Regions from separate parts of the Homo sapiens genome. Here region 1 is linked to region 2. The links are chromatin loops, found by intact Hi-C in ENCODE. Cell type or tissue: Calu3. All regions are shown on one strand.

Region 1 (2,500 bases), 120 kb after region 2:
GGAGCCTTGTATCTTACATACACACATACACACACACACACACACACACACACACGCACACACACAAACACCAAAACCAAGGCAAATTACAAAAAGAGTATAAAATCTTTAACTTAATTAACACCTATTTAATTTTGTTTTGTTCTCCATGAAAATGAGAGAAATGACAAATGCACACAAATAGAAATAAACGGTCTTATTTATTTTTCCAACCTTTATTTTAGTGTCAGGGATATATGTACAGGTTTGTTACATGGGTGAGTTGTGTGTCACTGAGGTTTGGTGTATGAATGATCCAGTCACCCAAGTAGTGAGCATGGTACCTGAGATAATGTTAGTTTTAACACAGTCCTTTTCCTCCTCAGGCAAAATTCCCACAGGGAGCAATGATGAGACTTACACCTAAGTTAAAAATCCCTTCATGACATAAATTCTGAACATTTATTCTACACGCAGACACAATATTAGATGCTTTTTAGAATTGGAAATGAAGAACAAAAAGAGGTGAAAACATGGAAAGCAAAAATGTCCCAGCTTGCCTTCAAGGAGCTTATTCTACTATGGAAGACTATACACATATTAAAGGCTGAAAAAAAAGGAAAGAAATTCACAAATAAATATGATCTGATTATAGCTATGCACCATTACTATTTGATGAAACCACATTAATTCAGCTTTCACTAATTTCAAATTTATAATTGTTGGGGCATGGTAGAGATTGAAATTCAGCTTTTACTCACTATGAATAAAACTAAATGAACTGAAGCTACAAACAACTCAGGGCTTTCAAGAACCCCTTACTGCCTTTCTAAAAATGAGAAACTCAGAAATGTACACCATATTAACAGAATTTATTAATTTCAGGTATGTAAGTCAAGAAAAATACATTTTTCCTATACTTTCATTTGTAACAAAGTGGGCTGAATTATTTATTCAAATTAAGCTACTACAGTTCCCTCCCATTTACCTAAACATCTAAAATGCTAATGCTGCTAATAAAATAGCAGTAGTAGTAGAGGCAGTGCAGTGTTAATGCTAATGGTAGTGTCCATTCATTGATTTCTTAAGCCTCTGTGCCAATCTCTATTATCATTTCCAACCTCGCCCCTATGCACTTTTCACTGCAGGGCTGAGTTCTCTACACAAATCCTGCTTTGTATGCCTTTGAATCCTTTATCAGGTTGGAATAATCTTTCCAATTTTGTCTAGCTAACTCCTATTCAACCTTTGAAACTCAGCTCAGGTTTCATATCCTCGGGGAAACCCCTAATCCCCTGGTTCTCAGGGTATCTACAGCACTAGGGAATAGGTGATAGCACTGTAATGTTAGGCTAGATCTCCTTTTCTACCTCCACTACTTATCTGTAAATCACTTGTAGTCAGGAATCACATCTTACCTTATTATGCATCCAAACAGCTATCATTAGAAGAGACAGTCAATATATTACTTATTGAATGAATGAGTCAGGCACTATACCAGGAATTTAATTATGGTAAAACAAATACTTTAAAATTTTACTGCTAAAAATAGCTTGAGAGATGGAATATAACATGATCAAGGTCTCATGGTTACTGGGTGATGGAATCAGAAATAAATCCAGGCCTGCTGGGTTTCAGGCCAGGTGACCCTACGCTTTCAACTCAAAGTGTTATCTTAGATTCTTAGGTCTTAGATTCTTGGATGGGATCTCTTCCAGTTTTAGAATAAAGCCACTTCTCTCTGGCCAACTGAGGAGTCAATTTTAAGCATGCAAACTGGGATTTCAGTTAAAAAATAAAAATTATTTTAGTGTTACAAATTGTCAGTGAAGGACTTTCTCAAAGCTTTAATCATATAAATAGTTTGACATCTCTAAGGTAGCAGTTCTCAATTTCATATTGTGGATTATTTCACGAGAGGAAAAAAGAGTGACCAACTCCATCTATACCCACTATGTCACTGAAAAGAAACCTCATCATGACTCATGGGAAGAATGGCATCTGAAAAAATACTTAAGAAATGTCACAAGTAAATTATTAATCCATGCCATAAAACAGACTACAGATACTGTCATATTATAAACCTTAGAATTTCAAGAAACCAGCTGGAAGACCACCCAGAGAATCCTAGAAGACCATCAGTGGTCTATGGGGACCATACTTTGAGAACTACCGTTATAAGAAATGAAACTGCTTCCTCCTCAGGAACTTCATCTTTTTGTTGGGGGAACACACTGTCCTTCAAGCCAAAAACATCAAAGTATTAAGACCTCTAAATTCTTCTAAAATACTGTCATAACCCCAAACTACCTTGTTCATGGGATGTAGTCATGTAGTTGTAAATGCAGATCTGCTTATCTATTGTTGGTGTATAGGAATGCTTGTGATTTTTGCACATTGATTTTCTATCCTGAGACTGTGGAAGTTGCTTATCAGCTTAAGGAGTTTTGGGGCTAAGACACTGGGGTTTTCTAAATACAGAATCATGTCATCTGCAAACAGAGACAATATGACTTCCTCT
Region 2 (2,500 bases):
AAACCACTGAAAGAGTTAAGAATACAGGTCAACCAATAAAGAAAAAGTTTAATGGGTAGGATTAGTAAGAATTTATTGAAGCCTATGGTACCAGTAAGCCATAGAGTATTTAGCTGCTGTACACAGAAAAGGCTCTGGTGATTAAAATTAAAAGTAATTAAATTAAATGTTTCATATCTTTCTGGGAAATACTCACTTTCAGGTTATTCTTATATGATAAATATGCTACATGTTAATTTTTTTCCTTAGGATCAGTGGCCTACAGTTTTAAACATATGTTTGGTTTCCAATCTGTAATAATAGATTTAGTACTCTCAAAAAATTTATTATGAAAATTTTCACTTCCAGTAAAAACACATATAATTTATTTCTACCCAATTTCTACTTGGTATTTACATTTGAAAATTATTCTAATATTTTGTGACATTTAATTTTCCAGGTTGAACACATAAGATGCAGACAAACCTAATGTGCTCATGACATAAATATTTGCAAATATGAAATTCTAGATCAAAATGATCAAAACAATCTGCCATGCCACTTTTGTTTTTAAAAGTTCAATGTGAAGAATTCTTTAAAAATTTTTCATATTTTCGATCCCTATTAGTCCATTATGAACATCCCTAAACTAATGATATGAAAACATCTCTAGTACCCTCTAATAAATTTACATCAAAGTAAATGGGCACAGTAATCTGAGAGTCAGGAGGCTGGATTCTAGGGTTAGTTCTGTCATGCACTTGCAAAGTGTCTTTGGGTACAGCACAAAGCTTCTCAGAGGTCCAGACTAACTGGCTAGCTCAAGTCCTCTCCAGTAAGGACTAGAGATTTGTTTCTACAGATGCACTTAAGGTATTATTCAGGTTAATGACCATGCTTAAATGAGCAATTTTATTGTCTCACTATTCTAGTTCAATAGAAAGTTACCTGATAACATGCAAGTTCAGAGGGTTAACATTTTTCTACTGTGAATATCAGGAGAAACTAAAATAGATTTAGGCATTACAGATGGGATTATGTCATCACACTCGGCAAACACAGTTTCCTTTCTCTGGCTTTCAAAATTACAGACCTGGGTTTATATCAGCAATTTACAGCACTTCCCATTGAGAGCTAGGCTTGAGTAGGTAACCATGGGTACCACCCACTGCTTGTAAATAGTGAAGATCTAGATAAAACATGTCTGACCACCTTCCCTGTGACATAAGAGAACACTAGACTACCCCTCAGAGTTATTTTCTCTGAGAGAAAACACCAAATGCTCTAATCATAACATTTTAAAATGCTCTTTACTTCTAACCCTGAACAAGTAAATTCTAAGAATGTTTTTGTTAAAATCATTACCATTACCATTCAAAAGCATTTGAATTTTTAGGTTGTGAAAAAAATATTCTTCAAACAAATGCCAATGAATTTTCTGATGGGACAATTCATTTAAACCTTTGTTACACCCATTTTTAGACCCTGAGGCCCTTCCTCAATATTGTATTCTTTATATATTCAGGTAGTACATACAAAACATTATCAATAATTTTGGAAAATAATACAGAATAGAAAACAGAAAGACCCGCGATACGCTTGTAGTAATTTAACAGATGATAAATAAAGTAATCCTAATAAATAGGAACTGGATAGATTACTCATTTAATTGATTGGCATATTTTGATATTTAGTTTTTATATTATAGAAACTCTCATTCCATATATTAGATAAAAATGTAGAATTATAGTTGAATAAAAAATAATTAAAAATACAGATGTGTATTTAATCTCAGGTTATACAATTTTTTAAATCTTAAGACAACGGAATATTATAGAGGAAAATACCAGTAGACCTAACTACATAAAATCCTATATATTGAAAACATATCGAATTAGAAAAAAATTAAGATAAATGGAGAACTGGGAAAAATACCTGCAACAAACCTGACAAAAAGTTTTACTGTTCATGACTGATAAATGTCTTAAAAATTTTTTTAATTACAAAAATTTATTCACATAAGTTAGTAGATTCATACAAATAAATCTAATGCCCTACAAAAAATGGCAAAGACATAATTCAATTCAAAGAAATACAAATTATTAGTAAATATATAAAAATGTTCAATATCATTAGTTATCAAATACAAATTAAAACAAAAATATCCTATCACTCACTAGCTGTATGTTAACTTGGGAAGGCTAGTAACAGTCTGTTAGTTTTCTCATCTATAAATTAACAATAGTTTCTATTTGTTAAGGTCGTCATGAGGCCTGTGTGAGTCAGTACAGTGCAGTGCATGATGCATGAGTGCTCAACAAATATTAGCTGCTATAGTTGCTACTTTATTTTTGCCTGGAAAATGACAAAAATAAAACTGATAATATTCAACGCTGATTTGAGTTTATACTCTCATATACCACTTATACAATTATGAAGTCATTCATGTTTTCTAAGAATTATTTTGGTAAGATTATCAGGAAATTTAAAAGGTCCAATCCTTTGATCCAGGAATTTCACT

The links. Peaks named below come from ENCODE experiments on the same cell type or tissue, not always from the same donor. Only the 100,000 strongest peaks of a DNase experiment are listed, where the experiment ranks them.
Region 1: it touches region 2 in a loop (2.2-fold over the local background); 1 of 110 quality-filtered maps calls a loop at or near these places.

Annotation. Positions count from the first base shown.
Region 1 is chr6:45,043,116-45,045,615 of GRCh38, forward strand. All of the region lies in intron 3 of SUPT3H (SPT3 homolog, SAGA and STAGA complex component), which reads right to left. Among named protein-coding and RNA genes, the nearest start is that of MIR586, 150 kb to the right of the region's middle. In Calu3, no CTCF peak of the experiment used is centred here; a DNase peak (open chromatin) is centred at 1,246.
Region 2 is chr6:44,924,504-44,927,003 of GRCh38, forward strand. The region is part of intron 10 of SUPT3H (SPT3 homolog, SAGA and STAGA complex component); the gene reads right to left. Among named protein-coding and RNA genes, the nearest start is that of MIR586, 270 kb to the right of the region's middle. In Calu3, no CTCF peak of the experiment used is centred here; a DNase peak (open chromatin) is centred at 1,128.